2 separate regions of the Mus musculus genome follow, and region 2 is linked to region 1. The links are chromatin contacts, found by POLR2A ChIA-PET in ENCODE. All regions are on one chromosome and are shown on one strand. Each heading gives the region's core, a stretch centred on a gene start or an enhancer-like site at or near the end of the contact. The rest is flanking DNA. Distances are from core to core; before and after follow the strand shown. Region 1 holds the start of Commd2 (COMM domain containing 2). Region 2 holds the start of Wwtr1 (WW domain containing transcription regulator 1).

What was found. ChIA-PET counts read pairs that join two places held with the same protein, here RNA polymerase II (POLR2A).
Region 2: POLR2A ChIA-PET joins it to region 1 with 20 read pairs in Patski. The contact joins the promoter of Wwtr1 here to the promoter of Commd2 in region 1. POLR2A ChIA-PET finds 5 or more read pairs at or near these places in 3 of 5 experiments (Patski and embryonic stem cell).

What each region holds. Positions count from the first base shown.
Region 1 is chr3:57,649,297-57,654,306 of GRCm38, forward strand. Commd2 (COMM domain containing 2) reads right to left here and starts at 2,388. Exons shown (of 5, transcript NM_175095.4): 1 at 2,291-2,388; 2 at 2,126-2,203; 3 at 1,395-1,477; 4 at 746-919. The coding sequence starts at 2,357.
Region 2 is chr3:57,574,465-57,579,715 of GRCm38, forward strand. Wwtr1 (WW domain containing transcription regulator 1) reads right to left here and starts at 1,412. Exons shown (of 7, transcript NM_133784.3): 1 at 1,137-1,412; 2 at 359-793. The coding sequence starts at 789.

The sequences.
Region 1 (5,010 bases), core at 1,138-3,637:
GTTCTGTGTAAGTTTTTTTGTTCCGGTGCTAGAGATTCAAGCTTGGGCCTCGAATACACTAGGAGAATGCACTACCAGAACTAACCCCGGCCCTATATAGGAGGATTGCCTCAGTCACTGCATGTGTGCACAGATAAAATGAGTTAAAAAAAAAAAAAAACTGCATTAAATACTTCCGATGGTGGTTACCTTTGGAGAGGAGGGAAGGAACAATCATTAATAGGAGGTAAAAAAAAAGATGTCTCTGGGGTCCTGGTCACGGTCACATCTATTTTGAGTTTGTGACTATGTGATATTGAGTACACAGACTTGTACACTTTTCTTTGTGTACAAGAGAGAACTGTGTTTTTAAACTAAGCATTGCCAAAAACCAAAGCAACACAAACAAACAAGTCTGTTTTGTAAACCATACTTTCTTCTAAACGACTTCTTAACAACTTTTCAGATTGCACAACTGCTACTGTGCCTGACTACCTGAGTTCAGTCCCTTCGGACAAACTTCTGAAAGCTGTCCTCTGACCTCTACACAAGTGACATTCATGTACGCATACATTAAGTAAACACATGTAATAAAAACAAATTTAAAACCTTTGCAAATTAAACTCAGTAAATCAAATTAGAAATAAAAGGAAATGAGCTACTTGTGAAATGACCCAAAGTGACCATTAAAATCTACATTTTCGTTTTCACACCAGAGCTTGGTTAAGTTGGTAAATAACAGATTTAAGAAAAGGAAAAGCCATACCTGTACATCTAGCCGCCACTCAAGACTATGGTAACTGGGAAGACGAGGTGCTAACTCGTTCAGAATAGTTCTGATCTCCTTTCTGTTGTCCAGGTAGAGCTGAAGCAATAATTTGTTTAGTTCTTCAGAGAATCCCAGAACAAAGACAGAGTCTTGGAAATCCAGTTCAGAAATCTAAAGGTAAATTGAGTTCAACAGAACACTGGAATTTATCTTTGTCTAGTAAATGCTAAACCATTTCTACACACACAAGTACATTATATCCTCTAATTCTATTTAGAACATTCCTTAAAGACCCACCATTCTGAAATCCAAGTTACTAATATACAAAATAACCTTATTAAAATAGGAAAGAAATTAAGATGCCTAATTTTATTTAATATTTTTCCATCAAGCCAGATAATGACTGCTGATACATTTTTAAAAATGCAATATTTCATTCTCCCATCTCCTGACATACATGGGTGATGGCACATGATGCAGAAATAGAGACAATTATAATTTAAACCGGCAAGAGGAATTCATATTAGATAACGCCAATAGCACTGTTTTGGTATACTGCACAAATTCGATTATGAGTTAGAAATATTGTAATAGGCGCCAGTTTGAAAGGATCTGGGTGATACAATACAGCTCTCAGAAGTCTTACCATAAGCTTTGAGCTCTCGGTGAGGAGATACGTTAATCCTTCCACACCATGCTGGATAGTGTCACTACTCACGTTCAGTTTTCCTAAGGTGGTGGTGGTGGTGGTGGTGGTGGTGGTGGTGGTGGGGTGGTGAAGAAATAAACAGATTATCAATTTGTTTAAAAATAAACACATTCAATTGCTCTGTTTTCAAACTATACAATAAAAATGAGTTAAGCGGAGACTACTGTTCCTTCTTAACCCACTCCACTAACAGGGGCCTTGGCTATTTCCCTCCAAGTCAGCCTAACAAAACACAAACCTGTGAACAGACACACAAAGCCCCTTCAACCCAGGCAGAAGGAGAAGTCAGTAGAGATGTTCTTAATCTCAACCACCACCACCACCACCCCCCCCCCCCCAGCTTAGAAAAAAAGCAGTTTCTGGGTAGCAAATGTTTACTAAACACTTCGATGACAGTTCCACTTCTTCAGCATGCGGTATTTTATTAAGCACCAGAATATTTCTAAAAGGCAGGTGGCACTGTATTCATTTTAAATATGAAGATATTTGTTCCACACTAGTTATAAAAGCGCGCAGCTCCTTGCAGTGTGCGCCTTGACTGACTGCTCTGCGGGGTTTTAAGAGGAACAAGGAACAAGACCCTAGGACCTGCAAAGACTCCTGCGGAGAAAGAGAATGGATCGCACTCTCCAGCTCCACAGACAGAGCCCGTCCTCCCCCTTTCTTACTGGCGGCGCCTTCGTAGATCTTCGGGTTTGAGCCCCGTCGGAGGAACTCCACGGCGATCCTCCCGAACTCGGCGACCACTGCAACGGAAGTCAGCAGCAGGCTGTGAGTGCCGGGCTGTCCCCCGGGTTGTCCCCGCCGCAAGCACCCCGCAAGCACTAACTTACCTGCAGTGTCCACTTGCGGCAGGAAGGCCAAGTGCTCCTTGTGCTCCTCGGACAAATCCAGCAGCATTTTAGCGGCTCTTCAGACTTTGCCACCCGGCGCCGGCCCCGCCCTCACCACTTCCGACCTCTGTGCAGGCAAAAAGAAGTTCCGGCGGGCGTCGCGGTACAGCCCATGCTTTGGGTTCCGGTTGCTGGCAGTCCTAGGAGCACGGTATCGTCCGGTTCACTCTATAGGAGTGAAGGTAGGCAGTGAACGCTGGTTAAAAGAGTTGAAGGTACAAGTCTTCCACTCATTCATGAGCCATCCTGCAAAAGTGTAATATGTAGTGCTGGAGAGATGGTGGTTAAGTGGTTAAGATCTCTTGTTGCTCTTGCAGAAGAACCAGATTCGGTTCCAGTACTCACGTTCTCAACCATCACTAACTCTAGTTTTGGGTATATAACACTCATGTATATGTATATGTATGTGTATGTGTATATGTGTATATGTATATACATATACTCATGTATATGTATGTGTATGTGTATATGTATATATATGTGTATATATATGTATATATGTATACGTATATTACATGTATATATACATAAATATATATGTAGTGACTATTTTGTACACTCCACAAATACCTTGAAGAAACTACACTATGACTACACTATGAGCAGAGGTCTTTGCATTAATTTCTGAAGATACAGCCCCAACTAGGGTAGTTTTGAACAGTTTGTGTAGGACTTTGTGTTATCACAAGCCTTCATGATCCCTAAATAAGCCTGTGAACGTGTCCACTTAGGCAAGAAAGGGAGCACTTTCTTAGTACAAAAGGGAAGATGCTAACCAAACATACCTTTGTTTACATGTGAGGTTTGCTTCAAATGGTGCAAACACCATTTCTTCAGATTTAGAAGCTGGCTGCTCAGTTCATGAGCAGGTAGGGATAGACACACCCTACACTGTATCCCTTGCTGCTACAACTTTGGACTCAATAAAAGGCTTCTCTCTAGGGGTCTTTTCTTGCCCACTTCTGGAAGCAGATACAGTGCTATAGCAGCAATGATAAAAGCAGCCATGTGGCAGCAGCTGCGACAGCTGAGCATTCTGAACATCAAGCCATAGAAGTGACAGCACAGCCTGACTCTTGCCAGCAGAAGAGGGAGAGCTGAGAGGCGGGGAACGTAAAATAACCAGTTTCTTAGGAACTGAAGAGGGATAGAAGATGGTAAAGATTCAAACAGACTGGGTGGGTAAGATAGCTGAGTGGGTAAGATAGCTCAGTGGATAAAAGCTGCTTGCTGTGAAGCCTGAAGACAAGAGTTCAACCCCTGGAACCCTCACGGTAGAAGAGAAAACCAACACATATGAGTTGTTCTCTGACTCACCAACGTACACTGAGGCACATGTGTTCACATATTAACTCACTCCTCCCCTCTCTCCCTTTTCTCACTCTCTGTCTCTTCCTAATGTCATAAAAATTATTTTAGAAATAATCAAAGAGTTCTTGAGTTCTAGGGAGCCAATGTTTTCAACTACCCCAGGCCCAGGAACTACACAATTGTCTATCACCAAGGGGTGAGGAATTGGATACCTGCCTATTTAGTATCTTCAGTGCTGGCTACTGCCCAAGACTAAGATATCTTGATTTTTTTTTTACACCTATAAAAGAGTCTTGGTACTTACTGTAGACCTATACAAGAGCCATGAACCTTGTAGAAGTAAGGATTCCACTACCAATGTTAGATTTCTGAAGTAGCACAACATTAGATTTCCGAGGCAGCTTAAAGAAACAGCTTATAGAGGCAGGAAATAGACCAGTCTGACCTCAACGGATGGAACTCTTTATTTCAAACAGAAAGGGCAGGCACAGGATGAAGGCAGTGTCTGCAAAAGGAAAAGGGGGTGCTTGGGCTTATGTAGGCAGTTTGGGAATGCAACTGCTAGGGCTACAGGTAAGCCTGTAGTTTCTCCCTCCTGGAGCTGTTTATCCACACAGGTCTGTTTATCTTTAGAAACTCCCTTGCCTGGCTATCAGGATGCAAGGGCAGAGTGGGCAGATGAGTTTGGAAATGGCAGTGAGGAGGGAAGAACTGGAGGGTTTTGTTTTATTTGTTTTTGTGGTCTTCTGAGACAGGGTCTCTCTTCATTGCTGCCTGGAACTTCTTCTGTAGAAGGGCTGGCCTTGAACTCAGAGGTCTGCTGGCCTCTGCCTCCTGAGTGCTGGGATTAAAGCCATGCACCACCATGCCTGGCAAGAGGTTGGAGTTTCAACATAGTGGCAGGGGATTTCAGCAAGCTTTAGGGGAGAAAAGCTCTTTAGTCAGGGTCTGGCGCTGTTTGTTCAAGGTCTATTCCAACACTAAGGCTTGCCCAGGGATCATAGCACTTGCAGGGTTAGGAATGTTACTATCAGAAATCTGCACAGGAGATGTAACCGTAGAGGCTACCACCTGCTACCGGGCTCATCTGCTGCTGCCTTCTGCCGTCCAGGGTTATAAAGCTCACCAGAGGCTAGCACTGGAACAACTTCTTGTTTCCTACCTGGGATTTCTGAGGAGGAAAGGAGGCCTCTGGCCAGCTGCTTGGAAACATTTGAACTTGTTTGTTAGGCCTTGAAGCAAGTGTTAGGGAGGCATGTCAAATGAGATCTCCTTTCTGTTGTGGTGGAAGTGTGAAATTGCAAAGGCACCTAAAAAACTCTTAAACAAGTTCTTTCAATGATAATTTT
Region 2 (5,251 bases), core at 162-2,661, 76 kb before region 1:
GGCGCTAAGGGCCTAAGACCCAGATTTAGGCCAAAGTCGCTCAAAATTCCTTTCCCCAAGTTTAAGTTTTCCAATGGCCTGGATCTCTTAGGGCTTAAGCAGTTTCCACTTCATGAAACGTTCTCTGTTCTAGTCAAGTACAACTCCCAGAGATTCATCCCCTACTTTTTTATCTTAGCAGATCTCTGAAGCACCTTGGAAGAGTCAGTCTCTCAGTCTCTCTCTGTCTCTCTCTCTCTGTCTCTGTCTCTCTTTCACACACACACACACACACACACACACACACACACACACGCCACGAACACACGAGCGTCCAGGGCATCACAACTTTGCCCCTCTTGACTGCCGGCAGACTTACTTAAGGAAGTATCTCTGGCCAGTGGCCGTGAAGGTCATCTCCCACCCGGGGGGCAACGGCAGCTCGTCGGTCACGTCATAGGACTGCTGGCGGAGATGTGCATGCTGCTGTGCAGGGCCTCCAGCGGCTCCCGCACCGGTGCCCAGCTGCAGGGATGCGGGCGACGAGTGCGAGCGGACGTGCTGCGCGCCGCCAGCTAGTCGAGGCCCCGGGTGGCCGCCTGATGAGTCTGTGCTGGATTGGCGCGAGTGCGAGCCGGAATCGGGCTCCTTAAAGAAGGACTCCGGGAGGATCTTTTTCCGCCATGAGCTGGGCTTGGGGTTCATGACAGAGTTGAAGAGGGCTTCGAGGTCGGTGTCCAGGTCCTGCGTGACGTGGATGACTTGCTGCCCTGGCGGCGGGAGCGGATGGGGCACCGAGGACGGATTCATCTTTCTACAAGAAAAAAGAAAGATCAGATCAGCCTTTTGGTGCAAGTCAGAGGAGGAGGGGGTAGTCCCGGGGAAGGACAGAGAGAACCTAGAGACAGTTAGGTATGGGTCCAGGGACCAGCCGGTGGGGGAGGGGGCGCCCCTGGCCTCCGAGATTATGCAACTTTCCCGCAACAGAGAAGCTCCCCTGAGCAGGCAGCCGCGGGAGGAAGGGGGGGGGGGGTGCCTGCACCAGACCCAGTCGCAGCTTCCCCTGCCCAATACCCCCACCGGCAACCCCAGGCGTCCCGACTGCGGTCGTCTAAGAGCCGGACGCCACAGAGGGTGCGGGGCGCGGCGGGAGCTACCTGGGGACTCGGGGAAGCCAAGCCTGGGCGCCTCCCGAACTGACGAGCTGGAACCCGGTCCCGGCTGGCAGATCCCGAGCGGATTCCCAGCAGCCGAAGGCTTATCCTCTTACATCCCCGGAACCGGCCTCGGGCGCTCCCACTGCGCGAGGAGGCGACAGAGAAGACGTAGACGAGCGCAGCCGCCGCGGCTCCCGGACTGTCCCATAAACAAAGTTTGAAGCAAACTCCCACCCTTAGGAAAGAGGCGGGCCGAAAGTGGAGCTGTTGAATTATGCATGACCTCCTGGCCGGAGCCAGCCTGCCCCACGCCCCTCCTCTTCCTCCTCCTCCCACCCTAGCCCGGCTGGCGGGGGTGGGCTGGGCACTTCGCAGCTCGGGAGAGACCGTGCCCCCGCCCCGCCGCGCCGCTCCGACCTCTCCCGCCGAGCGCCTATCTGCATTCCTTTGAGTTTACCACTGACTTGGGGCGGGATCAAAGAGAAAATGGTTCAAGCCTGTTAAATCAAGGGGTTATGGACAAAAACCAAATCGGAGAATAACGGAGGGCCCTCGGTTGAGGGTCCAAGGCCCAGAATGAGTCTGTCCTGAGCGCTTGCCCTCGTCTTAAGGGGAGCGCCCAGCACCCGGAATGTGGCACGGGGCGCGGATCTGCCAGAGGTCGGACCGGGGCGCACCCTGGCTCAGGGAGACACCCGCGAGGCCAGACTTTCCACGGAAGGCTGCTTAACGCTTGTGACCATATTTGGTCTGCTGGGGAGACAACTTGGCTGTTTGGCTTTCAGTTGTCTGCGAGACGGTTTCCCAAAAAGTGCCGCTGTTGCTGAAGATGCGGCTTCACCGAGGAGTCGATTGTAAACTACCAACTTTCAAGCCTTTCATCAATCCTTAGAAGGCCGAGACAAAGCTGCGTTCTAGAAGGCCAAGCAATTGCGCCCCCTTCCCTCCTCCCGCGGCGTTTGCGAGGGTAGTGGGAGGATTGGAATGTCCCTGGGTCGCTCTAGGGAGCCTGGAACTGGAATGGAACAGGGGCAGGTGGCTAGGATAGAGAGGGTGTGCCAGTGACCCGGAAAAAGCCACACAGCCTCCCACCCGACTGGACATGGGCCAGAGGTGGAGACCCCAGCCTTTGGAGAGAGGAGGTCTGGCCTGGTAAGACAGCTGCCGGGAAGAGGGAGGAGGCCTTGCCCTTCCCACTGCCAGCTGCTCAACTATTCCTTCTCTCCAAGAAAGGGTGGCTGCTTTTTAAGTTACATTCCAGAAAGCCCCTACCCGACCCACAGATTCTAATAGACAAGTTTATTAGATAGGTTAAATGAGGCAATACACGCAAAGCACTTTGCTTAGCCAAGGCTGCATGGAAGTTTGTCAGCAGAATTGTATCAAATGCAGGCACTGTGCCTCACCATATTAAAGAGAGACATAAAAGTCAAAATTAAATCCACAGTTGACAGTGCTACAGGAAAATGAAGACAACTGTGACCTAACAGCAAGGTGAAGGGACAAATGCAAGCCACTCCATCATTTTTACTTTAAGACAGAAGAGAGAACAAAACTGTGGCTCAGCTGGAAAAGATCCTTTCAGGCAATTCTGACAACCTGAGTTCGAATCCCACACACTACATGGTAGAAGGAGAGAACCAACTCTAGCCCCCACATGAGCCCCCAACACATTTTTTTTTAATTTTGAGACCATCTTTGATTAGCTGTGTCCTATCCCAGTACCCATACATGAGCTGTGACTCCAGGTCCCTTACAGACTTTTCCCAAAATGGCAAGTGGTCTTATACTAAGGCCTCTTGAACTTTTTCAATCATGACCCCTTTTTGCCTGAAAAACTATCTATCTGACCCTAATCTATATTTGTATAAAATAGGTAAGAATCAAACATTTACTGATAATCATAAATTGATTTTAAAATAATTCATTCCTGGGCATATATAAAATTTTGCCGTTCATTAAAGATAATAAGATATGCTTTGGGCTAGGACTATAGTTCAGTGGCAGAGCACTTGCCTGGGATCATTCCCTAGTAATAATAAGTGCTAAACAAATGTGATGGTTCCCATATACAGAATTAAACCCTGACTCTTTTTTTTTTTCTTTTTTTTTTTTTTTTTTTTTTTTTTTTTTTTGGTTTTTCGAGGCAGGGTTTCTCTGTGTAGCCTTGGCTGTCCTGGAACTCACTTTGTAGACCTGGCTGGCCTCAAACTCAGAGATCCACCTGTCTCTGCCTCCCAAGTGCTGGGATTAAACGTGTGCTCCACCACGCCCGGCTAATCCTGACTCTTTGATACTACAGGACATAGGGTGCCTTCAACATTTTTCACCTTTTTTATTTTATAATTGCTAGTCCTGAGACTGGTGTTGTACAAAATGGCAGAAGTATGTTTAGGGCCATCTCAGAAACTATTGGAAGTTCTGTCCTAGGTCCAAGCCAATATTTCATTTAATGATTTTTTTTTTTTTGTAATGAAAGTCAAGTCAGCAACTCAGTCATTTCCAACATCAAACATCCTAACCAAAATATATGTTAATGTATACATACTGAGGAATGAAGGTAGAAAAATATTGTCTATTTTCCATAATTAAATCATTTTCTGTAAAAGCACAGTGCTGTATGCCCAGTAAGACCACAATTCAAATCTGAGCAGTACTATTTCAGGCAGCTCTCCTTGGTGTTGTGTAGTGTGCCCAGAACAAAGTACACATGTTAAACATGTATGTTCAGAACCAAGAGTACAGTGAAGTCTCAAGATGCCACACAAACAAGTATTACCAACGATGAAAATCATGTTTGATTTTGAATTAATTTTTGGTTCTGTGCATGTAATCTAAAAACTATTTTTCTTGAGACAGGGTTTCTCTATAGCCCTGGCTATGTCCTGGAACTCAGTGATCTGCCTGCTTCTGCCTCTCACAGTTGCCAAATCTTTCACGACCCCTGCTCCACAATAAATTACACAACCCATGTGAGTTCACAACCCAGAGTTTAAGAGGATCTGCTTCAAACAGAGAAAGGCACCTGGATCACCTACCAAGATAAGCAGGGCTGGTTGCTTCCAGTAATCTGAAACTGCTGATTCCAGAAACAAGTCCTCTCTTCAAAGGACAGAGAGAAAGGGGGAACGAACGCTGCTGAGGCTCCTTGCCTTGGAAACAGAATCTTTGCAAGAGGGAGGGAATGAACTGTGGAGCTGGAGGAAGCAAAGTGCCTGGGATGGAAAGGTTACCAATTCAGAAGCTGCTGTGCTGCTGTGAGGATGTCCAAGGCCAGTCCCATTCCAGGAAGGTTCTTATCTCAAAGAGGTGAATAGGGCTTGAGATCAGATAAATAAGGATGCAGTCTTTATTCCTTGCTAAGTCTCAAACAGCAGTGAACCCAGGCGTAAGTTAGAAATCGTTGCTAACTCAAAAACTTCCCATTCCTAAACACATGCAATCAATCATTCATCATAGGGCAGGCACACTGGCATACATTTGTAGTCTAAGGCTGAGGCAGAAGAATCTATCACTTGAGCCTAGTAGTTCCAGGCCAGACTGCATAGCATAAGGAGACCTTGTCTTAATAAATAAATAACCTGATAGTATATGCATCAATGAAATATGCTGCTATCCCAATCTTTCCAACAATAATAACTTAAACGACAGCTATCTTAACTATCAGGTCCAGGTACTGGCGTACCAGGTGTGCTGCTGGCAAACCTGTGTTGGATTTTTTTTTTAAATTGATTCTTGATCTGGAAAAGCCAATTTCACTGCAGGCAAAACTAACCCTAAACTGGTGGTCCTAGGTGCTATAAGATACCAGTGTTCTTCAGTTCCTACCTTGAGTTCCTGCTGTATCTTCTCAAGATGATGGGAAGCTGTAAAATGAAATAAGCTCTTTCCTCCCCAAGTTGACTTGAGTCATAGTGTTTTATCACAACAACAGAAAACTTAACTAAGTTTAAGTATGACTCCTTTGCTTTGGTGTAGTAGTGACCACCTTTAATCTCAGCATTTTGGGACAGAAGCAGGTAAATTTACAGAGTAAATTCAAGGCCAGCCTGGTCTACATAGTGAGTTCCAGGATAGCTAATGATACATAACGACACTGTCTCAAAAGAAAAAAA